Linked DNA regions of Mus musculus: regions 2, 3 and 4 are each linked to region 1. A link is a loop called in an ENCODE intact Hi-C map of the cell type or tissue named here. Cell type or tissue: left cerebral cortex. All regions are shown on one strand. Each heading gives the region's core, and the rest is flanking DNA. Links, peaks and the distances in the headings are about the cores only. Region 1 holds the start of Ntm (neurotrimin). Region 2 has its middle 18 kb from the start of Gm15521. Region 3 overlaps Opcml (opioid binding protein/cell adhesion molecule-like). Region 4 has its middle 100 kb from the start of Gm15521.

Region 1 (7,404 bases), core at 1,337-6,336:
AAGATTTAAAGAAAGCCACGCCTCTTGGAGATGAAATCAGGTACGCCAGAGTGTGAACCCAGAACCCAGAGAATCTTCTTTATAAACAAGGCTGTGGCTTACACTGGCCCATGCCTGTGTACCTTTTACCCAGTTAGCATTCTCAGTGTCTGGGGTGAGGTTGGGGAATTGAAAAAAGGCTGTGTTGAACTTGACCAACATTTTAAAGGGATTTTGCTCACTCCATCAACCAAGGTCCTTCTGGAATTTCCACATTTATATTTTACGTGGACTATCTCTTAGAATGGCTGTGTTGAGTCTGCGGGGTTTTAAGAGGGTGGGTGTAGTGCAAAGGGTGGTGTAACATTGAATAAAAATGAGATTATTTAAAGCATCTTCCTAACGTTGTAAATGTACTCTCAATGCTGATAGAATTAATTTGACCATTTTAAAGGTGCACATATGCATGCTGCAGGCTCTTCTCTTCCTAGTTAGTTTGTGACCCTTATTAAGATGTCTAGGGTTATTAAGACCTCACAGTAACTTTGTCTTCTTAATTGCGAAGAGCTAGCTCTTCAAATCCGGAAATGGTTAAAACGGTGGCCAGAGGTGGTACACCGCCCTGCCCTGGCCCGGCGCGGCGGGGGTTAAGGTGGGCGCCCGCGCCCCGCACCCGCCAGGATGAGCGCACAGTCCGTGCCTCCCGCCAGCCGGATCGCTTGGAGTCGGCAAGGAGAGAAAGTGGCGGTCAGGGATGGAGCTGCTGCCATGACAACCCCGGCGGTCGGGGCCCGCGCGCGTCGGGGCTGCTCCCGGGAGGAAGGCAGCGCGGAGGCCGGGGGCGGCCGCTGAGCGTGGCGTCCGCGGCTCCGGTGGTGCCGACTGCGCTTCGTCTTCTGCAGCGAGCCAGAGAGCGGGCTAGGGACCGCTGCGGTCCGCCCCTGCCGCGCCGCTCCAACCTTGCTGCTGCGCTGCAGAGACAGCCCAAGCTGCAGCGCGAATCTGGGCTCTGAGCAAGTTGACCGTGGCTCTGCGGCAGGATTCCCGAGTCCGGATTGCAGGAAGCCGGCTTAGCAGGCGCCTCCTTGCTCCCTCCGTGCCGCCTCTTGCGTGCTCTACTTTCCATCTGCTATTGTTCCAGATTGTTTCTGGCGCCGAGCCTTGCTCTGAAACTTAAGAAAGTGCTGGATTTCCTCTCGTTCGACTGAGGAATCGTAGACCACATCTGGGTAGCTGGATTCAACCCAGCCACAACCCCGTTGGATACCAAAGTGCTTACTCCTGTCCAAAGTGCCATGCCTGAACTGCTACGGGGAAGAGGCAGCTTCTGAGACCCGCACCTGTGCGCCTGCTTGCCTGCCTTGCGCTTCTCCTTCCTGGCCACCTTCCTGGCTACAGGCAGCACGGAGAAAGTCCGCCTCGGATGTGTGTGGAAACTGGTTCTCGGAGGCTGCGAGCTGAGGCTGGATTTAGGGGAGGAATATTAGACTTGGAGGAGTCTGCGCGCTTTTCTCCTCCCAGTGCATCGCGCGGTCGCCGCTAGTTCATCGCTGGGTCCCCGCGCTCACTCCCCACCCCACCCACTTCCTGTGCTCGCCCGGGGGGCGTGTGCGTGCCACTACCGGAGTTCTGGGAAGTTGTGGCTGTCGAGAATGGGGGTCTGTGGGTACCTGTTCCTGCCCTGGAAGTGCCTCGTGGTCGTGTCTCTCAGGCTGCTATTCCTTGTACCCACAGGAGTGCCGGTGCGTAGCGGAGATGCCACCTTTCCCAAAGCTATGGACAACGTGACGGTCAGGCAGGGGGAGAGCGCCACCCTCAGGTAGGGAACTGCCACTCTACTAAATGATGATTTGTTTCGGCTGGGGCAAAGGGGCAGGGGTGCGGGTGTGTGCTCTGGAGCAAGCCAGGGCTAGTGGAGAGATCCCTAGCTTGCTGCGCTGCACAATTCCTGGATGAGCTAACTGCTCTACCAAGGAATGTGGCAACCTCAGGGTAATGCTAGGGGAGAGCTGTGCTTTCCAAACCTGGCTCCTTTGACCCAAGGGTTTGTTAAAGGTGAGGGATAGCTGTCTTATTTTGAAGCCAATGGTCCTGCTACTGCCTTTTCCCGAGCCTGACAGCTATGGTGACCTGGGGCTTGGCTGAGACTCAGCATGGATGATCTCCCTGCTGAAGTTAATGAGTCCCAAAGCAGGGATCTGGCTTGGTGTGGATGCCCTCGCACTACCCGTGCCATTGAGAGTTGCCACAGGGTCTGGACTCTGCAAAAAAAAAAAACCTCTTTTCCTGAGCCTGGATTTTACTAACGTTTTTTTCCTGGGTTGTCTGTTCCATGATACGGTGGGCAGAGGCAGATGTGATTTCCTGTCTGAATGTGGCTTTTGGACACTGGTACCATGGACTGTGATTTGTCTGTGGAGAATGCCTTCTACACGAGTGGACCGTGCTCTGATTGTTATGCATGCTCACCAAAGCAGCATGTACAAAACTTGGCACTCAGCAAACCCTAAGCTTTAGTGTTGTGTTGGGTCGGTTCTGGGGTTGAGGGTTGCAAGCTCTGGGGAGGAGGAGGAGAAGAATCTTAGCTACATTTTGTGCTAAGTGGGGCAAGACTGTCTCCCTCGCGATATTGCTACTGAAGCACTGACTCCATTTCCAGTTGATAAAACCACACCACTCACAGGAGGGCTACACGCCGGATGATTGTAATGGGAAATTCTCATCTCTGGAATTTTTAAGGGAGCAAGCAACTCTCCGTACCTCTCCTTGACTTAGTGTGTCCTTTTTAATAAAGTTTTAAAAACTGGCCAATGGTACTGACTGCAGGCAACAGGAAACTATTTTCATCCTCTAACGTGGAGATTCTTGGGAAATGAACCTTGGCCTTGGTGCCAAATGTCCTGGTTCCATCAGTGATGAGCTTGGAGTACCTGTGGACTGTGCACAGGGTACCCACAGGACAGACGATCTTGGGGAGTGAGTGCTGATATTACAGAGTTGAGTTGTGAGGACATTTTCAAAAAATACACGTGATTTAAAGAAACCACACAAGGGGCTGCAAACATCCCCAAATCCTTTGTCTTTGAGGACCTAACTCTTATGACTCCAAGGAACTCCTGGTTACTTATTGTCACATGAATGAACTTTGTAGGGACTACTTTAGATTAAGATGAACTATCTGGTTTTAAATATGCATCGGTTCCAGACTTCTTCAAAACAAAGACAAACCTCTAAACAATATAGTCAAGAAAATTTAGTGTTCTGTAGATGCCCCCTCTGACCCTAATCCTTGGCTACAGGGAGCAGACCTCCAGGGACAAAATAGAGACACTATCTATGGTGGATTGTTTTAGATACACATAGACACCTATCCACACACAGAACAGTGACAAAAGAGAAAAGAAGTTGGTCAGTGACCTAGAGATCTGAAGCTATCAATAGACCTCCACAGTGACTCTCACATTCTAAGGGAAGCAAGGGGATTGGAGTGACCAAAATGTCACCCCAGGACAGCAGTAGTCCCATAGTTCAGGAGGATATGGCCTTTTGAGAGTGACTGTATCCAGCAGGTGCCAGGGCCCTGGACTTGTTTCTAACAGGGCATTATTATGTATTGACTGCTTTGCTCTTGCCGTAGTCTCTTTCAGACACCAGCGTTTGTTTACAGTTTCGCAGACAGTTCACACAGTGGTCTTGTTTGAACACAAACAACACTATGAGGATATGGGTGAGGCTGCTTCCCTATATATACATCAGGATGGTCACCATCTAAGCTATGCTGTGTCAGGCCAAAAGACCGAATATCTTTGCGACTTTCAGGAGGGTGGACGTCTCAGTGGATGGAACCCTAAAACTGAGGGATGAGATGATCCAGGGTCTTCTTTCTGATCAAGAAATAGGGGCTGAAGTCCTCTGCTCACATGGAAGGCCACCCTGCAGCAAGACTGCAGTTCCCCTCATGACCAGCAGAGGGCTTTCTGCGCTGGTTACTTTTTATTTGGCTTTGTTCTCATCAGTATTATCCTGGAGGTCTTTTGTAGTCCTTAAAGAGAATAAATGTCTCAGCAACAAATTCTACTTTGTAGAAACTTTAAAAGTTTATCTAATTATCTCTAGTGATCTTTCTGGAGATACTAGGAAACAACCGCACTGGCAATCTGTACAGAGTTGCAGGCCTTTCTAAACTTTCCATCTTGGTGAGATCACATGACACAGAATTTTAAACTAAATATCCCAGTGTTGTTGAGAAGTCGCCTTGTATTAGGGAATACTAAAGTGCTTTATATAATATCCTATCTGTCATTCAACCTCCTAACATTATAAGTGAATTCTAATAATAATCATTATGAAGTTGCTACTATTATCACATTTTACAGATGAGAAAACGGAGGCATTGGCATGAAGAATTAGCCTCTCTTGGAGAATTTTACTGTTAAATGAGGAGATGGCTTTACTGTTAACGTGCTTGCTTTGTTCGGAATTCCTGATGGATCCCTAGTCTAACCTCTCCTCTCGCAGGAAAAAAAAATTATTTGATGAAGGTGGAATAGCTAGGAATTTTTGAACTGGGTCTAGCAGGAGGTTAACTAATGATGATGTTAGTAAGTTGAGTAGTATTATCACTTATTGACCAGCCTCTATAGTACTATGAACTATTACAGTTAATCTTCCCTACTCTCTGAAATTCATTTAATTATCTCCCATTTTATGGATGAGAGAGTTGAGACTCAAAGAGCATCATTTATCTGAACTCCCAGCAGTAGCAAGCAACAGAACTAGACCATGTACATTGAGATTTCCCAAGACTTATCAGGGCCCAATAAACACCGTGTCTTCCTACTTCCCCAGTGGGGATTAATGTCTGCCATCATTTTCTTCTTTGTAGTGTTGTGTAACTGTCTTTCTGAGTGGCCTGAGTGTATTATGGGAGAGCAAAGATCACACCTTTTAACGTCATGAGCTCCCTCACTAAACAGATGAGTTAAAAACAAAACAAAACACTCTTCACGCCTTCCCGGATTTCTCTGACTTTCTTTTGTATGTTAACAGTGATCAAACAATAAAGATTTATTGTGTGGTTCTCTCAGGAAAGGTGCAAAGCCAAGAGATGAAGTGTGGAAGGAGTCCTGGGTGCACTCACCAGGGCCAGCCTGTGAACAAGATAATCCAGATTAATACATGGGGCTAGGATGGCAACAGGGGAGGCTCTGAGCACAGTGCCCCCTGGTGGAGGGAGGCTCTCAGTGGTTAGGACTGAGAACAAGTAGAGATGGTACTAAGTAGCTCAGAACCCAAGATGGCTACTGGGCTAGTCAAGCTCAAGTACAAACCTTGAGGAAACATCAGAATGCCACTCAATGGCTCTGCCCAGTGAGGAACCTTCCACTAATAAAACAGCTACTACAAAAGTGAACTATTTCCTGGGTATGGGAGCAAGCCAGAGACTGTCTCTGCTCCCTGTCTTGTGTCTAGAGTTGTAGTGGCTCAACCATCATGTTTTTTCGTGGATGAGTTAAAGATAGAAAGTCTGACTTAATGTACAAGATTAAGGCTGAGTTTTTATATTGCAACACCATAAAGTACCACAGAAGATTGTGGTAGATCTAGAGATTCCCCTTCCAGATGTAGAAAACTGGGTTCTTTATGGGTCTCTGATAGTTCCTGAGATACTCTGAGGGTCCTGGAAGGCAGAACTATGTCTTCCTTGGGTGTTTATCCCAGTGTTTAGCATATGGCTTTGCCCAAGGGCTTTACTTTGGTTGTCCTTACTACTAAGAATAATGCTATCCACAGTTATTTCTGATTTTGCCCCAATTCAAATGTCAACCCCCGCCCCCCCAGCGCCTTAGTGTTTTCACATTGGCTTACCAGAGTGGCAGCTTTCTCCTGAGCACTCATCTCTGTCTGAAGTCATTCCATTCTTTTGTTTGGTTACCTTCTTCTCTAGTACAGTGAGTTTCTTGGGGTTAGGTAAACCCTCTGGCTTATTTAGCATATTGGCATTCACCAGTGTCTTTGCTACAGCAAGTGATCAACACAGTACCTGTACGAATGATTGAAGAAGTGTGTGTCTGAGATCACTCCCCTCCCCACTCCCCTGTCTCTCTTTACCTTGTGTCCCTTGACCTGGGGTGTCCTCGGTCTACCATCACAGTTGCCCTGGTCACATGTGATGTAGGGTAGTTCCTGAGGAGTTACTTGTGTGCTGGTTCCAAATACATGCCATCTGTTGAGCTGAGGTCTCCCTGAGCTGCACACAGATGGGCTGTGCTGGGAGTTTGTTCCTTATTTGAGATCTGTGCCTTCCTCTCTGGCAGGCCACTTTACTACCCAGTCTTCCAATCTTTGGGGGAAATGTTCCTGATGCTGTGCCAGATGTACCTTAGAGAAAGTAGCCTACTTAAGATGAGGAGGAGGGCAGAAAAACATCCCCTTCCCAGCATCTATTTTTAGAGTCCCCTGGCAGCAGTTGTCTCATAGTGGGACTATTGATCCCTGCTTATGGGTTCCCTCCTTCCGAATAGCAATGCCACGAAGGAAGCCTGCCTGGGCTTCCTTCCTTGCCCCCTCTCAGAGATGCTGACTGTGCTCCCCTGAGGAACAACTCAGGCATCCAGCCTGTCTACCATGGCTCTAAGGAACATGGGCAAATGCTCCCTTGCATGGAAGTTTCTAGAATTATGCTGAGCCCACTGAGGAGCTGGAAACCAACATGGGAAACATGAAAACTCAACTAACTATGGGACAGAAGGGAGGATGTATTGGGTTTTACTGGAACCCAAAAGGGTACAGAGAGGCAACCCAGTTTTCAGTCTCTCTTCCATTTACCAGAAGTACTCTGTAGAAATAGTTATCGAAGGACACACAACATTTTGAAGTGTGGAAGAATTACAGGGACCGTGAAGGTCAGCCACATGGTTTTACGTGTAGTGAAGGTGATGACAATCAGTCTTGCTCCAGTGTGAGAAAAATACATCCAGCATGACCTCCAATCTCTGCCTCTGGGCTCACCAGGCTGTATGTGCCTAAAGGAAAGTGGCTTTGCCCACTGAATAATAAACCATTCTGAAGATCTATTGGGTGTGCCTCTGATACAACTGGTTTATTGAGTCACTATGTTCTCAGTTCTTACCTAACTCTGCTTTCTTTGGACCAACGCACAGTGTTACATGACAGTTCTGATTCTGTGTGGGACAAGCCTGCTTCACCTGTGCTAATCCTTGGGGTTTAGTGCTTTCTCAGTGGAATCACAAAAGAGATGCAGTTGTTGTTCTAATACAGACCAGAAAACAAAAGTGGGGCTTTCCCTCATATGACAAGATCAGGTAACAGGCTCCTGGGCCTTGCTTTTGGACACTTTCTCTGCCAGAGAGCTGGACCCCTTTTATGCATTTTACCTTCTGAATCAAGTCCCTCTGTTCCATG
Region 2 (7,404 bases), core at 1,046-6,045, 240 kb before region 1:
TTGTAAGGTGTGTGTGTGTGTGTGTGTGTGTGGTTGTTGTTGTTGCTGTTATTGTTGTTTTATTTCACCTATACCTGTCCTCTGAGATCACAGCTTCCTTTCCCAACTGCAAAGCTAGCCTAGAGTCTGTTTGTGCTATTCCTAAGCAAAAGAATGCTCGCAAAGTGTCTGTGAGTGGATCACCACTCTTTGGACAGGAGTAGCTCCCCACCTTCTTTGTTCCATAAATTGAGGCAAGAAAGAAACCCAGAATGTGTTCATCACACAAGCTACTTCAGTGGGGAGCCCACAGCAGGGAACCCACGCTTAGAGCAAAAGGATGATGGAAAGTGACCTATCCTCCAAGATGAGCACACAAGTCTCCCATCCAGGAGACATAGAGGATGTAAAAAAAAAAAATGGGTCCCAGAAAAATACAGATGAGATAGGTCCCCACTGAGTGTACACTGGAGGTACCGTGGAGACGCACACACTGGGCTGGTGGCCTTGAGTTTTGTACGGAGTGATGGGTTTATAGTTGCAGAAATAGACTCCAGGTGTGTCTGGGGTTCATCCTGTCAAAACGTTCATGGCAAACTGCCCTGGGGATGCTTGGAACATGAAGCCACAAATCCTGTCGTTATTGCTATGGAGAGGGTGTGGATGGCTCCTCTGCAGGTGGCCTGACCCGGAGCCAGCATCGGTGCTCCCATTTTCAGAAATCACACAGTTTTAGCAGAGAGCAGGCAGCTGGATGTTAGTGACAAAGATCCCCTGGGAGAATGGCTGGGATCTCCGTTGCAGACTGAGTTCCGTAAATGTGCCCTCCCCTGCTCCTCCTACTGCCATGGTGGTGGTGGTGAGAAGAAAGTTGGCTGGCAGAGGTGACGGTGGGGTGGGTGGGGTAAGAGGGTGAGGGATGGAGTTTAGCGCAGGCGCTGAAGGATGGAAGGCAGCAGCAAGAGGCTCTAGTGATGGGACCAAATTCTCTTTTTTCACGTTTCCCGGAGCTGGGTTCTTAAAACTCCATCACTCGCTGGCCTGGCCATGTGGGAGATGATTAGGGTTAGCCTCATTCAATTTCGCTTCCTCCACTAGTAATATTGAGATCTTTATCTCCTAATATGTTGGGAAGCATTCCGGGAGGTCAGATACATGGCCGGTGGAACACAGCACACAGAGAGAAGCTTAGCCGCCAGTGCCACAATAGCAAATGTGCGTGCACACGGCTGACCGGAGCAATCCTGGGAGGATCTTTCTGGCTGAGTGACAAATGACATCCCAGAGATTATAAAGCTTGACCCTGGACACAGCAAGGTGGCTTCTGCAGGCAACAGAGCCAATGCCATCCCTGTTCTCCCCACCCCTGGCTGCAAAGCCCTTTCTCAGCAGCCGCCACCGCCACGGTGCTGGCAACATTGTACTTTTGATGCCTCCAGAACCTGGTCATAGCTCCCAAGGAGTTCCAAGAACCATAGGAAAGGGAGAGGAGGGCTGGCTGTAATTGCGGTGTACACCCCTCCCCCCCAGCTTCCTTCTGGCACACAGATTTTTAGCTCTGAATATACACTCCCCAGCGATTCAGTTCTGAGCCCTGCATCTGGCTCCCGGAACAAACACGCCTGTGATATGGGATCAGCAGCCATTGGCAGGCCAGACTCAGACCTTCACACGCGGGTCCTGAGAGTATTCATGGTGCAACAAGGACAGCTCAGCCAACAGCACCAGGATGGGTGTGACTGCTGAGAATATTGTTGGGTTAGTCAGCTGACACCACCTGTAGCTGCCAGAGCTAGACAATTGCTGTGCTGTTTCTCTTGCTAGTCACCAGTCTCTGGGCTCTGCTCTTGCGCTCCCCTGGTCATGCACCTCTTTGGTATCATGCTCACACCCACAAACGCCTTTACACTTGCTGGTCTCCTTGTGATGTTCCATGTCCTAACAGCAAGATAATTTCTTCCTTGTAGCTCACAGGCTTATCACCAATTGTCCCTTATCAGAAATGTCTTCCACTCTCCACGTGTAGAGGAAACTACATGATGTCCCATCTCTCTCCTTGATTTACTGTCTTTTCCTTGGCATATACAGTACCTAGCACATTATACATTTACTTGTTTTTATCTGTTTAGTGTAATCCCACTCAACACATACATAAGTTCCAGACAGAGTTAATTTCATCTAGAATATAGAGGATTGGCACAGAGAAAACCCTCAATGCAAGCATTTTTAATCTAGTCACAGCATCAGGAGTAACAGGTCTGCTTTGTGGCCATCTGTTGTGACTCTGGATCAGCACGTCTGTCTGTGTCTGGCTCCCAATAGTTTATCATAGCCAGGGAAAGGGCCAAGTAAGATGCTTCTTAGCCAGTAGTGGATGGGAACTTTGGGCCACAGAGACGCCCCAGGCCTTGCTTGTGTCTTATCAGGAATTCTTTGTCCCCTTTGTACACATACAAGAACCCAACCCCACTTGGGTACAACCTCAAGGCTGGCCTGGAGCTGTGAATGAAAATGGGGTCAATTTTAAAAAAGAACTCCTTTGATGTTTTCAAAGGTATGGAATCATTTCTATCCTCTTTGGAGAACCACTTAGCTGTGTGTTGGAGGTTGGGGAAGGTTCCAAGTGCCAGAGAAGCTAATTAGAGACAATTACAGCCCAGGTACACCTGCCCCTGTAGGACGGTAGGATGCAGAAACCAGCAGGCTGAGTGGTGGTTGGGTCAGAGGGTGTCGGAGGTGGAGCCAGGGCCAGAAGGCATTTTATAGCTCGAGAGGACAACCAGATGCTTGGCCAGTACGGACTCGGCCTGAGGAGGGTGTGTTCCTTCTGTGGGCATCTATTGGGACAGGCATTACCTCTGGCATTGCTTTAAACAATAATTTTCTTAGGTCAAAATTTCAAGAGGAGTGAAAATTGTAACTGGGTGAAACATGACGCCATGTGAATAAGGGTATGCCTGTGGTCAGATGCTAATCTTGGTGCATTGTTGATCCACTAGGAATACATATACAGATAGTGTGTGTAGGGGTGTGTGTGTTCTGCCTTCCTCAGGCCCCCTTCTTATTTATTCCAAGCGTTTTAATATAGCACCTTGCCCTCTTTCAACTTGGGTTTCTGGGAAGGGGACAAAGGCCAGCTCCATCCCCTTAGTGACCTTATGAGGGTTACACAGAGCCTAAGGTTTGCATCCTGCTGTGATTGTTAACTTTCAGCGTCTGGACTGAAAAGATGCTTGCTCTCAGGACCAGCACCCAGACAGCGACTGGCCTTTGTTACACATTCTCTGTAATCGAAATGTCCCTCTGTGCCTCTCTGCTTCCTGGGTGTGGCAGCATCCTGCACAGAGCCTGACTTGAATGAGTAAATGCTAACCAGCACTGGGATGAGTCTTGGGGCTGCATGGCTGTGGGTGAGAACTCAAAGATGAATAGGTAAGGAACTTTATTAAAGGTCGGGGCCACTGGAAGAGAGGGACCAAAGGCCACAGGGAAGACATGGCCTTCAGGCTGTGATATCTTGCCCTTTCCTTTGCCGCTGATTCATGGGTGGTCCTCAGGTCCCTGCACGTCCTCCATTCCCCTACAGATTTCCATGTGGTGCCAAATGCACTCTAGCAAAGCAATCAAGTGAACATATCTTTAAAAGAAAACTCATTTACTAAGCAGGCCTCTGGAGTACTTGATGGAATAGCCCTCCTCTGGATGGAAATAGTGGTGTAATGGCCTCCCCGGGGTTATTATTGCACTGACATTACAGCAGGCTAATAAACCCCAGAGGGGTGCGATGCATACTGCCAGGCGGTCTCACATCTGGATAAGGGAGTCTGCAGATGCAGGCCTCCAACCTTGCCTGCAGATCCTCAGATTTGTCACTAGAGGGCACCCTTACCCCCCTGTAGGGAAGACACTGCCTAGGATGAAAGCCCAACTCCTTAAAATGAAAATGAGGGTTCTCAGACAGACAGGCAGGCAGACAGGCAGGCAATCAGGGAAAGCAGCTTCCCTTTTCCTCTTGGTACCCGGGCTACATTTGTAAAATGATTTGCAAAGCAGAGTTGGACAGAGGGGCGCAGCTCAGATCACTAAGTCAGAAACCAGCATGTAGGTGATTCTTCTTAAAAGTCCTAGATCAATGCTTTCAGATCCCATCAGATGTGTCGTTTTCTCTGTTGGAGAAGTCTGAGAGTTGAGCTCTAAATTGGCGAAGGCAACACCGGTGGTCCTAGCACCTCTCTTCCACCGGTTTCTCTGGGGCTATGCTGCAGGGCTGTGTAGGAGTTCCATGCTCCTTGTCTTTCTGGAGTTTTCCCATAGTTTTCAGGAGGGCTCAGTTCATGCTGTGAAAGAAATGTGGGTGGGTGCAGGTGATACTTGTAGGGGGATATCAGCTTCTCCCTGGGTTTGGAGATCCAAGTTGTTTGTCTCCCTGTCAGACCAAATGGCTGCATTCTGAATTGAAACATGGCCGCCAGTGTCAAGGGGCAGTACTCGGATCTAAAGGACTGAGCAAAGATTTTCTTGGGACATCTAAACCACTGTCCTGTTCTGCAACATACACTTTTAGTTGGTTCACTATTTGAGTTTTAAAATGAATTTAGTTAGTTTTCGTTTTACACCAGCCTTGTCTTTGCTTAAAAACAAACCCTGGCCGATGAATTAGATGTTTGCTGAACCAAGTCCCCAGCAGAGGAAGGGAGGGCATACCAGTGAGGCTGTTCTACCCTGAACTATTTATGCTGCATTTGAGAAGTGAGCTTTCCTTTCTCATATGGATCTAGGTCATAGTGAAAGGTAGGAAATGAGTGGCCTCCATTACCAGGTGCAGACACAGGCGGCTGGGGACTTTGCACTGGCCCTGTGTAGTTTGAGCCCTGAGAAACACAGCCATCTCTAAAGTCTTGGATGGTTAAGGATCCCAGAGAAGGCACAGGGCGTTGGGAAATGGTGGACCCAGAATTTGTAGCCTTTCTAATTCTAGCACGGGACAGTTATTCTGTTAGCCTAAGTCTCGTGGTTTTTAATTCAAAGACCAGCTCAGCTCTTGGGAGAGACTTCTAAGATTTATCTCGTAGAATTCAATTTCCCTGCAAATGTTGCTTTTGCCCTTCATCCCCCTGAAGGCACACGTTCCCTGACAGATCTGAACACACTTGAGGTGACAGCCACCAGGAGGAGCAGGCCTCCAGAGGGATTGGTTGGCTAATGCCTCAGGCCAGGGGCATTTGGGCCTTGCCTTAGTTTTCTTCTCTTTTGCTAAGCCACAAGCTAAGGCTCCTTCACGGCTCTGCCTCCATGATGAAGCACCCCATTTGGAAAACATCTCTGTTTCTAGAGGCACCATGGGCATCTACTTCCAGGCTTCTCCCCATCATCTTATTACAGTGATGTTCTGCCTGCCACAGAGGTGAGAATGAGAGAGGGGCAACGTGGGAGAAATAGAAAAGTCATTAGACTTGCCAGCACCTTATGCTCTGGCTTTCCTTCAGATCACAAAATCTAACAGAGTGAAACTAAAAATAGCTCTGGGCTACTGACAGCCTGGTCCGTGCAGGCTCATGTGCTATGAACCTGACTCTGTCTTTCACGGCCCCCTCATCGGTCTTCTAAGTAGATGACATTCTTGCTCCATTTTGCTGATGTGGAAACTGAGGCATAGACAGAGAAGTTGGTTTGTTCCTAGACATCCTTCAACAGATCAGGGCTGCATGGATAAGCTGTAACCACTTCTCTTGGCTGGGTGCAATGTCAGAACCCACTAGACTGCTCCAATATGGCCCAGAAGATGGATGGTACCTTGGCACAGGATCAGGTCCCATTGTGTTCCCAGTGCCTAGAGAGATAAAGGAAATCCACTCTACTGCTTCTTAGTGGTCAATGATGACATATGAGAAGCCAAGGCAGACAATTTAAGGTCAACAAGGGTGACACGAACTCGGGGTTTTCTGTGCCCCACACATTTGTCCCACCATCCCTTCCCCCAGCCCAGGCATGTGGGAAGACTAAGTGCCTGAGTCAAGGCTACACCACCTTTCTCATGGTAGCTGGCACTCTGCCCTAGGTTACCCCTTCCCACACTTACCATCTGCCAGCTCTCCAGAGAAACTTTGTAATAAAAGAGATTTTTCAGATTTAGTAGAAAAATATCATCTTTTGGTCACATGTCTATTTCCCAGGACAGATAGATTTTCATTTCCATTTATACATTTGTCACTCTGCTTTGCATACAACGATCCTGCACTCTGGCACTACGCTGTTTGTAGTCAATGCCGGCAGAGGCGATATCCACCTGTGAGTCCTGTGAGTTAGACTCTGCTGATGCTGTTTTACAATGAGAGGGCGTGTTCAGAAAGTGGGGCCATCATATGTCTTTTCTCTGAGTGTATTCCAGGGCCTTTGTGTTTGTAGAACTTGACAGAGGAGCACCCAGAGCTCCCCAAAGAGGCCTTGATTCTGGGTGGTTAGAGAAGTTGGAAAGAGAGGCTCCCTGGTGGAGTTAACACAAACACACACACACCATCTGAGCTATAAAGAAAATTCTGCAAGTTCTAGAAGTCCAGGGTAGCGTCTTTTCAGAGGGATGCAGAGAAGTGTGTCCCTGAAAAGATCAGAATGACACACAGCAACCCCGGAGGAGCTGCCAGACAAAGATCAGTTGCCATCCACCTGGTAGAGGAAGTCTGACCCACAGCTGGTCTGCATAACCCCTTGCATGCATTTCCGCTAGGGTGGCCCTCGGGGACGCCTGTATCCAGAAATACAGAAGTAAAAACCATGCAACCAGACACTGTCTTGTGGGGGAAAAGGAAAAAATGCTCTACTCAACAGGCCGTGAGAAACATGGCATATTCGGACTAGAGGCCCCCGAGGGTGAGGAGACAGTGTGGTTCCAGAAGAGGCCAGGCTGTGTGCTAAGGGAAGCCTTGCTCCAAATATCCTGGGAGCAAAACAGTCTGCTCTCCACTCAGAGTCCTAGGAGAGCAACACTACAACACCAGATGGTCTGAGAACAGGGACCCAAAACAGGGGGGGTTGTGTCTCAGTATCCCCAGCTGAGGCAGAGGAGAGGGGAGGTAATGGCCTGAGCCAGAGTTTCAGATGACACTCTGAAGAATGCATGACACAGCATGAACTCATAAAGTTCAGGAAGTATTGTCAGCATGGGAGCCTCCCAGTGTGACTGCAGCAGCTGGCCTCTTCCAGTATAAGCCAGCACAGAAAGGCACACAGGCACACACATGCACACATACACGCACATGCCCATATGCAGGAACCCATAGTCACACACACACACACACACACACACACACACACACACACACACACACAAGTGCATGTGCACACACACATATACACACCGTCTCATACACATACATGCATAAACAGACACACAGATATACACACAGTCATCCACCCATATGCACATAC
Region 3 (7,404 bases), core at 1,611-6,610, 1.2 Mb after region 1:
GACACGGCACTGGCTCACTCTGCAGGGCTGTGTAGTTGAAAGGGCAGAAAAGCAGTCAGGGATGGGCGGCCTCTAAACTGCAGAAAAAGATGCACTGCCTGCTCCATCTCTTAGCTCATTTCTGGAGATTTGGCGCCATCTGGTGGTTATGATTTGGTACTGTAACTCACCCTTCCCTCTCAGCTTCCTGTTGCAAGTGAGTTCTTTCACAGTGATCATGGAATGTCACAGTCTATTAGCAAAACAACTCAGAGCACAGTGTTGGTGGGCCCCTCCTTCCTAGAAGGCAGTCGCCCTCTGTTCCTTCAAGCTATGCCAAGAGCTGTCCTGTGGCGAAAGAACAAGAAGTCAGCCACTGATGTGAAGTCACTCTGGGCTAGATCTTACCACATGCTGTGTTTCAGAGACCTGTTACTGAGAGGCCATGACCCTGAAATAGCCTCTCTACATCCTAAACTGCCCCTGGGAGGGAGAGAGCCTGTATGCCATGCCATGGGCATAGTACCCGAGACCCTTTCCTGAACTCTCCCCATAACTGCTTCTTATGGAAAAAAGATGAACGGGACATTGAGGCACTTGGGAAAAGTGATTTGAGGGAGATGCCTAGAAGGGCAAGCTAGAGTTTTTCTCTGCAGCCTCTGCAGGTGCATTGCTTGGTGTGGACTCAGTAGAGTGTGTAAGCCGGGCTTCATTCATTCACTCTTAGAGGTTCATTCATTTCTTAGAAGGCTACTATGTACTGACAATGAGACTTTGAACAAAATAGACCCAGATTCCGGCTGTGGACTTAATATTATGGCCACAAGGATAAAGCAGTTACCAAGAAGCCTAAGTAGAAGACAAAACTACTTAACTGTTGTAACAAGGACCATGTAAGTAAAGAATAGAGGTGGGACCGGGCGGTGGTGGCGCACACCTTTAATCCCAGCAGTTGGGAGGCAGAGGCAGTCAGATTTCTGAGTTCAAGGCCAGCCTGGTCTACAAAGTGAGTTCCAGGGCTACACAGAGAAACCCTGTCTCAAAAACAAAACAAAACAAAACAAAACAAAACAAAACAAAACAAAACAAAACAAAACGAAATGAAAGAATAGAGGTGGGTATTTGTCCAGGGTTAGGGGAGACTGCATTGATGATGAAACATTCCTGCATAAGGGCCACTGAGAGGACCCTGTGGCATCACCTGGAGAGAAAGAGCAGAGAAAAATACTTAAGTCTGCTACTTGAGAGCCGGTGACCCCACCATCTTGCTGGAGCTGAGCAGGCAGGAGTTAGCTATGGGAGGGTAGGACTGCATAGTTTCTTTTTTTTTTTTTTTTTTTTTTTAAGATTTATTTATTACATGTAAGTACACTGTAGCTGTCTTCAGACACACCAGAAGAGGGCGTCAGATCTCGTTACAGATGGTTGTGAGCCACCATGTGGTTGCTGGGATTTGAACTCTGGACCTTCGGAAGAGCAGTCGGGTGCTCTTACCCACTGAGCCATCTCACCAGCCCCAGACTGCATAGTTTCAAAATCTGACCCTTGAAGAGTCTGGGGCAGGTCTGGATTGGGTCCCATGGTATTGAGCAAATCTAGCACTGGTGCATCTAAATTCCATTCAGGAGCCCACCAGGCCAAGCCAGTGGGAAGGGACCAGAGCTTGGGGAGGAAGCACATTGCTGCCGTCACCATAAATGAACCCTTGCTTGTGTCCCTGGGAGATCTGAATCCCACCGATCCTTGCAAGGTGGGTCATCTACAGGGCACTGTCCCCAGTTGAGGGTGGCCGAGAGCGAGAGCTCAAGCCAAGGGCTGTACACAGTGGCTGCACACATGTTCCCTCTCCTGGGCAGATGGAGCATGGCAAGCTGAGGGTCACTCCTCCATGGTGCTTGGATTTCAGGGTTTTGAAAGATTAATCCGGAATATTTGCATATACATAAGAGGCATTCTCAGGACAGAACCCAAGTCTATGCACAACATTTATTTATGTTTTCTATATGCCTTGGACATACAGCCAGGAGCTAATTTATGCATTGTGTCTAATAATTCTATGTATAAAACACAGTTTCAGGGATTAGAATTTTCTACCTACCGGTAGAATCCTGTGAGTACTCAGAAATCTCCAGGCATCTGGGATGAGCTCAACTTCTATATCTTTCCCCTGGTACCAAAGTAGAACCCGTCTCTCTTATTTACAAGTGATAACCTCCACATGAGGCTGGGTGCTCTATGACCGACTCACACCTGCCTGCAGTCTCCCCAAACAGGTTTCTGTGGTCCTGGTCCACCTGCTCCCCCTAAGTGTCCTTCTGCAAGCACAGAATGCTTCAAGCAGATCACTGGATAGGGTGTGGTGGGTTTGTAGGGGTTTACTTGGGTCTTGTCAGCCCTATTGAGCACAGCTCCAGGAGCACATGAAGGGTACTTCTCCATTCCCACCCAGCCTCATCTCTCCCCATCACAGACAAAGCATCTCCAGGCCCTCCTGCAGCAATTGTTCACTTGCCTCTTGGAAGTCTGCTTGCCTCGCTCAGCCTTTTCTTTTTTTCTCTGACTATATTCCCTCTCTCCAAACAGAGCACGTGCTGCTTGAAGGGAAGCCCTTTCTCTTTGGGCAGAAGAAACACAAGGGACACAAAGGCTATGACACCTCAGCTGTCTCAGAGCCCTGTCTCCCATGGCCACTGTAGGACAGTCTGAGATCCTGGCCATGGTGAATGAGGACAGAAACAGGATCCCTGATGGGCTCAATCCTCCATCATATCCTTGGCTGTTCCCTGTGGCAAGTAAATCAATTTCATAACCTGTTCAGAAACGGGGACTTTAACCCATAGCCAGTGCCCAGATAGTGCAAATATTCTTTGCCCATTTAAAGCCAGGGATCTGAAAGAGGCTTTGAATGTATCCAGTATAGCCTCCTGACTCTTTCATAAGCAAGCCTGGAATTATCAAGGAACAAAAGGATGGCGGAATTTCAACTTCTTTCCCAGGGGAACAAGCCTGTAGGTAGGAGAGAGGCATAATTATGTGCTAATCTGATTCCACATTTCACCAGGTCACCCACTAAGATACAAAAACAGTAAAGTGATTCCTAGCTGTTGTGAATTCACCTTTCTATGCCCAAAGTACAGCTTGGCCCAGGGGCCAGGTACAAGGACTTATGCCTTGAAGCCTCCCCTGCTGTCTTATTAATCCATTGTAGTGTCCTGGTTCCTTGTCTCTTCAGAACAAGAAAGTCATCCTTGATTCTGACACAGGGATGCTCAATCCCTTGGGAAAGTGTTGTCATCTCGCCTGGAAAACTAGGCTTTCCCATGGGGGAATGTACAAACGTTGTGTGTCTACAAGCCAGCCTTGTGATAGATACAGAGATGGGAGGAAAGTGATCTTTGAAGGAGGAATTCTGGAGATGTGAATTCTTTTCCCTGTGTTTTTAATAGTCTCACCAACAATGTCTACTTGAGTACTGAGTGAGTGTGTGTGTGTGTGTGTGTGTGTGTGTGTGTGTGTGTGTGTGTGTGTGTGTGTGTGTGTTTGTGTATACAATTAGAAACCAGAGACAGTCAATGCCCTGAAACTGGAGTTCCAGGAGGCTGCTGTCAGCAGGGTGGGTGCTGGGAATCAAGCTCAGGTTTTCTGCAAGAGCAGTGTACACTCTTAACCACTGAGCCAGACTCTAGCTCTCCTGACTTCGTTTAAGGTGAGGGATTAATAGGGGTTCTTTGTTGTTCTAGAACTATTTCTCCCCTGTGAGGTAGAATCCCACGCGTGTAGAGGAGACACACACCAGCAGCAAGCTTGGTCTCTGTCACAGGGAAGGAAGAAGCCATCTGTCTTCTGAGCAAACACCACTTTCATTTTTGCAGTGTAATCTTCCATCAAAATTTCAGGGCTCTGTTCTCTTAGTAATTTGCTGTGTAGGTACTAGTATCTGTCCAACACTTGCTAGTCAAGTAACCTGACATAAAGTTTATGTGTCACCCGAGGCAGTGTGAATTTACAGGATCACAGAAGTGCCTGTCAGGATCACTTGACTCCGAGGAATTATGCTAATAAGAAAAATCTAGGTAGCTGACAAGGAGTGATGCATTTTAGCAGCAGACATTTTGGAATCCCCTTGAATATCTGTATACATGAATTAGTATATGTGGTTGACATCTCATTCCACTAGATTAGCCGCCCACATTCTTTACAGACTCCCCCTTTTTTAATGGTTCTATGGTACACAGCAATCCTCAGACTGTGCACCCTAGAAGAAATATGTAACTAACTAAAGAGGGAAACAGCACCCATCAAGACTCTTTTCCCTAAATAAATAACAAATTAAAGTTTAGTTCGCAGGAAATGTACAAGGAGACCAACCAAAGCAAGGGACAGCTGTCTACATGGACAGAGACTGGCATCTGGGGCGATGATTGGAAAGGTGTTTGAATTTATCATATCTAAAATCTGAAATGACTTATGTGAAAAGTGAAGTTTTCTGAGCTCTCTTAGAAGAAACTCTGAGTTTAGGAACTCCAAAGTGTATATTTGGGTTTTACAAAGGATGCAGGATAAGTGGATTAACTTTGGACAAGCTACTTGAAAACCACAAAGCCTCAGTCTGACCATTGCAAAGTAGGAATTAAAACATCAAAACAAAACAAAAATCACTCTAAGGGAGATGGGAACACCAAACAAAGATGCTTTCCTCTTTCCTCAAAGCAGGAAATGTGTATATTCTGACCAGTCACTGTAGTGGCTTTAAAAAAAAAAAAAAAAGAGCCCCCAAAGACTCAGATTTGAATGCTTAGTTACTAGGAAATAGCACTATTAGAAGGTGTGGATTTGTTGAAGTAGGTGTGGCCTTACTTGAGTAGGTATAGCCTTGTTGGAAGAAGTGTGTCACTGGGAGTGGGCTTTGAGATTTTAGATGCTTAAGCCAGGCCCTGTGTCTCTGTCATCCTACTGCCTGCCAATACTGATGTAGAACTCTCTCCAGCATTACGTCTGTCTACATACTGACATGCCTCTTGCCATAACAATAATGAACTGATGAATGTAAGCAAGCCCCAATTAAATGTTACCCTTTATAAGAGTTGCTGTGGTCATGTTGTCTCTTCCTAGCAATAGAAACCCTAACTAAGACAGTGACAGACCTTGGTGTAAAATCAAGGTGGCCCATAGTTGCTTAAAAGCAACTCTCCTAGCTCAAACTCCATTCCCTCCCATGCACGAGACAGTTGGAATCACATGCCCAGAACTAGAGTGAGCAGAGGGAATGTGGACTTGTTCCTGGGTATGTGAAGTTGAGGCTGGACCCACCTTGACATCTGTGAATGAGATGTGAGGCTATGTGTGAGAGCCCCAGCACTGCACAACACAGTGGGTTTGCACACTTCCACAGAGAACCAACAGCATCACCCCTGACAGCCTCTCCCCTGTTGTAAGCAGCATCCAGTTCTCCGGAAGTCTAGCTAAAATCACACAGAGAAAGAGGTGACCAATATAATTAATTCTCACGAACACCTTGTGAGGATCTTCTTGCCTAGACATATTCTGTGGTGGTGGAGGCTAAGGTGATAGGAAGCTCTGAGGAGGGGGCAGATTCATGGACAAAGCCAGTCCCTCCATTGTGGTACTGTGGTGGCAGTTGAGGGAAAGTAAAAGGCTCCCTAGAGTCTTCCAGACCAGTGAGGGCCAACCCCCACTCTGATTAAGTTCCACTTCTACCAAGTAGTAGGAGCTCTTTAGTTTGTGTCCTTAGTAAGTATTAACAATAAATAAAGCTTCAATAAATATGTAAAGCAAAAACTAATTTAAATTGACATTGTGCTGGGTGGGGTGAGAGAGCCCCTTACACCATAAAATGATTTAGGATATATTACTTCGGGCATCTGCATTACAAATTTACCTCTCATTACAGCTATGTTAACGGGAAAAGGCAGCTTCTCGACAACATTCAAGGCAGAGTTTATTAGCATAAATTTGCATAATAATTAGCTCTGTAGCACGCAAAGGCTGTCCTGTCTTTCAAATAGACAACTTCCAATGTCAATTTTCTCTGCTTCACTGATTGTCCCTGTTCTGTCAAAGCCCCTGCCCCCGCCCCCCTCTCCCCCTTGGGCCAATTCTGCTACTTGGTGGATTCCTTCCCTTTGGGTTCAAGGCTCTGGTATCTCCACCCAGCTTCTCTAGGGAGGAAGTGGATGCCAGTCTTCAGTTGGGGACATGAGTGACCAGAAGCCTGAGTGGCAGGTCTCCTGCCTGAGGACCAAGGGAGTATGTCTTCATACTCTCCACTCTCAGGCACTGAAACACTGTGGTCAGAAATGGCGGAGAAGTGGCGGTCTAAAGGGATGCTTGCTTGAGTAACGTGGGGCTGTTTGGGGAATGCATAAATTTGTGTTGTTTATCAATAGCTTCCTTTGTAATTATGTTTTGTCTTAGTTAATGTTATAATTAGCTCCCATTGCCTGGACTCATGCTGGCTGGGTGGTCAGGGCAGACAGCTGAAAGCATAGAATGGAAATTGCATCAGGGATGTTGCTGGCAAAGCATGCTAGCCTCTTCAGGACCAGGTGGGGGCAGGGCATACTCATGCCCCTGTCTGCATACTGAATGACAGCTACTGGTTGATGTCACAAAGCAAAGGACAAACCTTCAGCAGTTCAGAACATCCTTAAAGGGTCAAATGGGGGTACCTTTAAAAAAACACACAGATGTTCTTCATCTATAAAACAGAGCTCTAGGCAGTTGTGTGCCAGGAGCTGGGTGAGACAGATACCTCACCAGACATGCCCCATCCAGTCATAGGAAGGGAGAGACAGTGGGAGAATCAAATGCTTTCAGTTGTGCTTCAAGGAAACTAGTGCTAGACTCAGCCATTCACACACACACACACACACACACACACAGACACACAAACAAACAGACAGACAGACAGACAGACAGACAGACACACATGCACACACACACACACACACGCACATTTATAAACAAATAAATATGTCCGATGTATTATATAGCAGTTATTTATGCAACCTAAGTAACACAGAAAAGTGAGTGTGTGTATAGAAAGAAGTGACTGTGTAAAATATGTAGAAAAGATTAATTTTCATAAATGGAACAATGATAAAAATATAAACTAATGAATGTTCACTAAGTCTTAGATCCCTTTTAAAAGCTTTCCTGCTTATGTTTTGGGGTGTGAGGCCACCTTTTAATGACTGAACCATCTCTTGAGTAAGAGGGATAGAGCTCCCAGGGAAGAGCACACCAACTAGTTGACAAGTGACAAATGGTCAGCCCTAAAAATGTTCATACACATAAGAACATAATGTAATAAAGACGTAACAGCATATATATGTATATATATATTATATACATGTATATATTATATATGCCCATGAGCATACAAACATACACATAATACATGAA
Region 4 (7,404 bases), core at 845-5,844, 120 kb before region 1:
CTAAAGCATGGGCTCCTATCCCTTGTAGTCCAGATCCCTGGGGTCTCAGCACGGAGTCAGAAACAGAAAACCACAGGTGTCCCCAGCCAGAGCCCTGCAGCAGACTCCTATGGGACACACAAGTTGGATAGGCGCATTCTGCTTTGTTTAAACACTTGGCTTTGTTGCTTTTAATCACGGGTTCCCCCGAGTGCACATGCTTTCTGTACCACACACGGGCTGCGTACCTAACAGATATTGTGAATACAACAGCTTGATTCCCCTGCTGCTTGGATGATGGCAATTGGCTAGGTGTGCTTTCCTCTTCCTTCTCCGGCCCCAGCCCCCAAGGAGATTTCAAGTGCAATTTGGCCTTGCACATCAAACAGCAATTTTCCTGTAGAAATCACAACCTCCAAAAACTCTCCCCTAATCAAATCTATCAAGCCCAATTTAGGGGTGAGCTTGTGTCTGTTTATCAAGGAAATGGAGTTGAAATTGCCCCCTTTAATGGAATCACAGCTGCTCACCACAATCTTTCATAGGGTTGTTTGAATTAATGGCTGGACTTGGCCCGTGCTCTCCAACCTTGGAATTTGATTCAGGTTACAGGAAATTGCTATAATTTCTGTTCTGGGATTCTCAGGGATGTTGGGGCTTTGGGGACTGGGGTTAGAATTAATGTGTCAGAGAAATTAAAGAACTCAGAAGTGTTGGGAGGGGCAGATTAGCACTTTTACACAATACTGAATGAGTCACCTCTGCATCAAAGCAAAACCATAGGGAGCCATATGTACTATTTTTACCAAGCTATGGAGGAGAAAAAAAAAAGAAAGAGCCAAAAAGTGGCCTTTTCCAGAGCCAGATTTTAAATCAGAACACTGACCATCTGGGTAGAATGCCTTTGTCTGTGGAAACTCCCTTGGGTCCATGGCATGTTGGAGTGGCTACCCCGAGGAGGCAGGCAGACATCCTGAGATGGCCAGATTCCTGCTGAGCCCAGAACAAGCCAGCAGCTTTGCCCACCACTTCCCTTGATCACTCACTGGATTCTCAACACATTAAACTTTCCCATAGATCCCACCTTTAAAGACTGTGATTTTTCCAGCTTACAGAAAAAGATTCTGTGGCAGTTTTCCCACAACACAGTCATGTCATTTTTTGAAAAGTCCTTATTATTAATAAAAGCCTTACATGGAAAATCTAGTCCTTTTTGTGTGTGTTATCATCATCATCATTAACAGCAGCAGCAGCAGCATTTGGGATGCTGTCTCGTGTTTCCCAGGCTAGCTCAAAACTTGTAGCTGAGCAGGACCATGGTATTCTGTACCTCCTGTCTCCATCACTTGAGTGTGGCATTTGCTGGGATTATAGGCATATGCCACCACACCTAGTTAGTGCAGTCCTGGGAATCCAGCTACAAGGCTTTATGAATGCTAGACGAGTACTCTAGCAGCTGAGAGCTAATCCCCAGACTTGTGTATTAGATTCTGGTGTTTATACTAAACCATCTCAACCATTTTTATCATGTGTTTTTGTATTTCTACCCCATTTTGTTCTCACAGTAAAGAAGGTAGTGAACTATTTATAGTATCACAAATAAAGAAACCAATTAGATGACGTATCCAATTACTGGTGTCACCAGAATGAGGCTTTGCTGCAAAATCTGTTTTTCGTAACACTTTTGGCACTCTAAACTTTCTTTTATGCCCCTTGGTTTGTGTGTCTCCCAAGCAGTCTCCAGAAACCAGCCTGGCACTGCCCACCCAGGCTGCCCTAGGAGCCTTCAACGGCTCAAATGATGTGAGCTCGCTTTCTTTTCCCCTCCTCAAGCCCCGCCCGGGTAGCAGTGACTGATGCCATTACTACGCCTGTGAAAGGGAGATTCTCTTTTCTGAATATACCTGAAGTTTCTCATCCTCCAAATGAACAGCAAAGACTTCGACGTTAGAGAGTCGTGGGAATTTAATAAATGCCAGGGAGAAAGCATTATCATTTTCTTCAAGAGTGGCTAATGTCCCTCAGAAATTCTCTTACTCAAAACGAATTCAGCTTTTTCTCTTGCATCTCTTTCCTGTTCCATTTCTTTCTGCCAGTTCTGGGTTTTCCCATTTTAGCTAGGGCTATTTGCATGAGAAGAGCATTCTAGCTATTTGGCTCCTCTCTGTTCTTCCTTAGTATGGGTAGCCCCTTGATGTTACCTTCACCTCATTCACACATGGGAATATCTTTGAGAAGGGGATATGATGCTGGTGCCAAAGAGCACTGCCCCTCCCCCCAATGGCAAGACTTTGAAGGTCTTGATGTAACTGGACTGCCCTGAGGCAAAAGGACAGCTATGCCTAATGGACAGGCGTCCAAGGAAGAGCTGTTGAGGGTGAGGTATCAGTTGGCTTGCCCTCCATCATTAGATTCCTGATTTACATTGTGGGTATATATAGGCAAACGTTAGCTCCCTGGCCCTGAGCTTACCTGACCTCACCTTCCTGCCAATGACCATGGTATCTGCCTAACCTGACAGACTGCAAGAAAAGCTAAAATCCTCAAGAGTATTTGATCCACTTCAAGGAATTGTTCCTGGGATTGTCAATCGAAGTTTGTCCACTGTGGTGGGTAGTGTTGGCTGCTGTTGAAATGTGAAGCGATGTCTGTGGCTTGGGTGGAAGTTGGCAGTGTTGAGTATGTGACTGTGAACCACCAGACAGATGCAGATCATTCTCTGCATTGTTCAGAGGTGGTGAGAACCAGAAACCCCATAAATAATTTTAACATATTACTTACCGAGTACCCTCCATCTTTAAAACTCCACAGCGTTGCAGAGTATCACGTGAGGCAAGTTGGAGTAATCATTTTCCCCCTATGGCAAGGGGACCAGCTTGACTTTTCCAGGGTATTTTCTTTCCTCTTTCTGACAAACTTGTGAGAGAACATTCTGCACTTAGTGTGTACCAGCCTGTCTAGGCTTCTGCAGGCTCTGCCACCTGTCTTCTGCCTTCACACTTTCCCAACTTCCCTCTTGAAGTTGATCACCAAGTTATTAATTATGAAACGAATTGGCTGGATCTCAATCCAACCTACTCCTTCACATAGTTCTTCCTTCTTAGTGACCCACTACTGGTGATAATAAAACCTCGTCCCTCTCTGGCAGCAACACCTGATATCCGCCCCACCCCCCTTCAGCCTCCTCCACTACTGGTCCACCACTGATCAGCTCTGCTGTTCCTCAATGCCCCTGAGAGAAATCACCCTTTGTTCCTCATACTTTCTCTTACAATGCTGTTCTTATCACCTCCCACTGTCCCAATTATCACCTCTGTGGGAATGGTGCCTAGATCTGCTTCCCACTTAGACTTCTGTCCTGCAATCTGACTCTCCATCTATCCCTGCCTACAGAACCAGCCAGTGTTTATTCTTGCTTGCATCATGCTGGCCCTGGGGCTGTTGATCAGTTGGTGTGAAAGGTACCATTCCCCAAGCCAGCTTAACTTCCCAATGTGCAACTCTGACTCTGGCACTCCCTGATCAGAAACTGTTAATGATCTTCCCTTAGATGCCAAGAAATCTAAGCCTACCTCACTTTTTCAGGCATAGGTGAGTGGGGTCCAGTCAAACTAACAAGGTCCAACGTGAGTGTTGTGTGCTTGCACAGGTCAGTCTCCAGCCACCACCCTTCTTGTTCACTGTGTACAGTCAGCATCTGTATCACTTTAGTTCCCATAACATATCATACTCTATGTTCTTCTGCATTGGGACATGTCCCTCCTTCTGGTAGTACTATAATTACCTCTCATTTCACACTACCCTACTCTGTCTCCAAGCTCTCTTGGCAAAGTATAGTCACTATTCAAAAGTCAATGTCTGGATGACATCCTGGGCAATCGTCACTCAACCTGCAATAGTAGCTATTCCTCTTGTATGAATAGTAGGATGCCCTGTTTATCTCCACTGTGAATGTTTCCTTCCAAAATGAATGTTTGATCCTTCACCACCATGGTAATGTTGAATGGTAGGGCTTTTGGGGAGTGAAGCGATGAAGACAACATTCTTCATTGTCAAATACTGGGCAGACAGAACTAGCTATAGGTCTTCTCTTCACCATCAGTCACCTATGCTGTGATGACGGCCCCTCCCTTCCAGAGGAGACAGTCAGTCACAAGCTGAGCCTTCGAAATCCTTAGCCACAAAACTGATGTGACTTCCACCTCATGCTCTCAGCCTCCCAAGGGTGGCAAATATGTTTATATTTCCTTTGCAATTTTTTTGTTAAGCTTTACAATTTTTGAGACTGGATATTACTCTGAAACCCACATTAGTTTTGAACTCACTATGTTATCCAATCTGGCCTGAAACTTGGAGAAATCCTCCTGCCTCAGCCTTATAAGTGCTGAGATTACATGATAAGCCACCATACCTGCCTTAGATATTTTGTTAGAGCAACACAAAGGGACTTGCAAGTTATGATGCTGCAACAAAGCATAACCATCCTGGGAAATCTTATTTAGTGTGTAATCCACAGACTTAACAAAGACTCAGCAATAACTCTTACTTTCCTGCCAATCTTCAATGCTTGCTATTGCATGGGAATGGACAAGTAATTTTGTGGCATACAGAGGGGCTCTGCTTCATAATTCCAAAGGCTTCCCAAATTTGCAGATGCTCAGGTTCCCTATAGAAAATGATGTTAGATTTGCAGATATCATACACAATCCTCTCATATACTCTAATACCCGATTCCATGTTAATCTTATGGGGATGATGGCCTCCAAGGGGCTCCCTTTTCTCAGAGGTGGAGAAGGGACTAGGAGGAGAGGGGGCCTGATATTACAATGTAAAGTAAATAATAAATAAATAAATAAAACAGTAAATTTAAAAATGTCAATCTTATATAAATAGAGACTATGCTATACTGCTTAGAAAATAATGACAAGAAAAAAATGTCCGAACATGTTTAAGAAAAAAAAAAACCCAATTCTAAAATATTTTGATCTTCATTAATTAAATCCATAAATTCAGAGGATAGCGGTGTTGTAGTATCCCCCTTTTCATTTGTATTCTGGTCTGTTCTGCAGGCTAAAGTCTTTGTTTTATTATCAGTTTACCTGGATTCAATTTATGCTCAACAAAGCTCGGTTTTCACATTCTCTCTCATGTAAAAGCTTGTTGGACCTCACTTGACCCAGTATATAAGTGTGGGGGTGGGGCAGGATACTATGTCCTCCCACACAGGACTGAGTATGATCGATGGCTATCAGAGCCATATGGCTCTTAAATGGATAAGATAAATGCTTTACTACTTCCTTTAAAAAAAAAAAAAAAGAAACTTTAGAGTACTCTACCATCACGTTCGCCTTTCAGAAAACAATGTTTTAAAAAGACCCTGTGGCACACAGCACACAGAATATGGCAAATGATCAATAAAGGTTAATTTGCAGTTCTCATTCTTTAAGTCGTTTTCTGTTTTGTGACTTTGTAACACATTTATGTATTGTTTTATTGTCTGTGATTGAACAAAACTCTTACCAGCATACAATTCACATTTCTGACCAGCAGTGACTATGAGAGACCCTTCTCTAATTCTGTTGTTTATAACATTTGCTGGATTTAACGGAGCAAACTGATTTAGAAAGCTTTATGCTTTTCTTTCTTTTAAATGTGGTTTTATTATTTACACAAAATTAAACATGATGTTCCTGGTCATGGCTGAAACACATTGGCCACCACACTTGTAGAAAGGCGTGTAGCCTACATGATAGCGTACTTTTGGTGGGAAAATCGGATTAGACATCCATCATTGCAATTTGTATCTTAAACAGAAATGTCCATTCTCTGTTATATCTTCATACAGGCATGGAAAAGGACACTCTTAGCTTGACAACACTCCTGTAAAAGGTGATCTAATTAGATTAAATTCAATTACCTGGCAATTCCAGGCAACAGTTGAGGTTTCCTATACCTCTAAGTACAACTTTTATGAAGAACCTTGTTTTCAGTGATAGGGAAAATTGTATATAATTGTTTAATAAGTACTATTCTACTATGGCTCAGAATCTTTAAAACACTTAGTGAACATCAAATTGGAAACTCCATGAACTCTAGTTTTTTTTTTTTAAAAAACTTATATTTTAAAAAGAAATATGGTAAAGTTAACGGTGATGAACTTGCTGCTATCACAAAATTGATATGAGAATTTCCTGGATGTTTTTCAATTCATTTGTTTTTATTTCCCAAGAAAGTGCCTATCATGGAAAAGGGTGTGGACAGACATGCATATATGCTTTCAAAGAACACAGGGAAGATTGCTATTTATGTTCAAGTGTTAGATGATGCAATTTCTAATTATCTGAAACACATGGACCTCATACTTCTAGAAAGGTACCAATCTCTTATTCTGGCTAAGGTAATAAGGTTCAGAAAGGACAAGGGACTTGACTAATGTGCAAAGGCCATGAAATAGCAAATCCCAGACCCAGTGTTTCCTGGACTAATGGTCTAGTGCATTTCAGGCATGTCACTCCTGATCCACTGTTCCCCACGTGAGAAACACTCTCTAGTGCTATTAAGAACAAATTCAATTCAACCAGTGTGCATGAAGCTCAGAGTATGTTCCAGGGAAGATGCTAACTACTCCAAGCATTGCAGGCTGAATTAGCTTCTGTTTTTAAGCGCATGGACTTATATACAGGAGAACATAGCAACAGCTGGCAGTAAGTGGGGGTCTGACTGTGGGTTGTGCAGAGTTGAAGCCTGTGGAGTGTTCATGGGAAGTGGCAGTTCAGTGACTGGAAGAGCGAGGACAGTTCTACTGCAAGAAAGGCGGGGGCAAGCTGGTAGGATGGCTTATCCTTCCTGAGGCTGTGACTGGCAGTTACTACAACAGAAATCAGAGAATAAGGTGGACGTGTACATTTTTCCTGACCTTTGAGGACCATGAAGCATGCTTGGGAACTGAGGCTTTAAGTAGTAGGGAGGAGAGCCTTTGAAGGTACCTGAAGATGGCCATAGTCCATTTCAGAAAGCCATTCTGAGAACAGTAGGGATGGGATTGAGACCAGAGCAAAAAAGGAAAAGCAAGCCTGCTTAAAGTTATGGACAGTTTACAGGAAATAGTATGCCAATGATAAAAAAAAAATTACAGAAAATAGAAAACAGACCACGGAGAAGAATCAGCAGCTTGGGAGCTGGGCTCAGAATGCTTTTGCCTCCTCTGTCAGAATGCATGTTATTTAATTCTCAGAGCTCAGTGGGGCTGTGAGTGTCCACTAAGAATGTAATGACAAGAAAATGTCAGAGGGCACTTACAAGTCATTTATAAGTAATAAATACTTGTTGCCTTCATTTTTTTATTGTCAGTGGCCTTGTGTGTACTTTCTCCCTTTAGACCTTTTTAGATATAATTGCATACAATGATATTTGCATAAAGATCCC

Evidence for each region. Peaks named below come from ENCODE experiments on the same cell type or tissue, not always from the same donor. Only the 100,000 strongest peaks of a DNase experiment are listed, where the experiment ranks them.
Region 2: a loop joins it to region 1, with 9 times the contacts of the local background. A loop is called at or near these places in 19 of 42 quality-filtered maps.
Region 3: it touches region 1 in a loop (11-fold over the local background); 21 of 42 quality-filtered maps call a loop at or near these places.
Region 4: a loop joins it to region 1, with 2.9 times the contacts of the local background. A loop is called at or near these places in 2 of 42 quality-filtered maps.

The regions. Positions count from the first base shown.
Region 1 is chr9:29,405,950-29,413,353 of GRCm38, reverse strand. It overlaps Ntm (neurotrimin), which reads left to right and starts at 669. Exons shown (of 7, transcript NM_001357602.1): 1 at 669-1,798. The coding sequence starts at 1,632. In left cerebral cortex, for the core only: CTCF peaks have their summits at 1,594, 1,793, 3,947 (motif pointing right) and 5,213 (motif pointing left); DNase peaks (open chromatin) are centred at 2,534, 3,935, 5,127, 6,242 and 3 more places; H3K4me3 peaks cover 2,338 bases; H3K27ac peaks cover 1,672 bases.
Region 2 is chr9:29,647,292-29,654,695 of GRCm38, reverse strand. It overlaps a transcript of Ntm not described here. Among named protein-coding and RNA genes, the nearest start is that of Gm15521, 18 kb to the right of the region's middle. In left cerebral cortex, for the core only: a CTCF peak has its summit at 3,854 (motif pointing right); DNase peaks (open chromatin) are centred at 1,611 and 3,860.
Region 3 is chr9:28,254,313-28,261,716 of GRCm38, reverse strand. The region is part of intron 1 of Opcml (opioid binding protein/cell adhesion molecule-like); the gene reads right to left. Among named protein-coding and RNA genes, the nearest start is that of Gm39313, 140 kb to the left of the region's middle. In left cerebral cortex, for the core only: a CTCF peak has its summit at 1,833; a DNase peak (open chromatin) is centred at 3,856.
Region 4 is chr9:29,527,268-29,534,671 of GRCm38, reverse strand. It overlaps a transcript of Ntm not described here. Among named protein-coding and RNA genes, the nearest start is that of Gm15521, 100 kb to the left of the region's middle. In left cerebral cortex, for the core only: no CTCF peak of the experiment used is centred there; DNase peaks (open chromatin) are centred at 2,088, 2,668, 2,907, 3,306 and 2 more places; H3K27ac peaks cover 3,333 bases.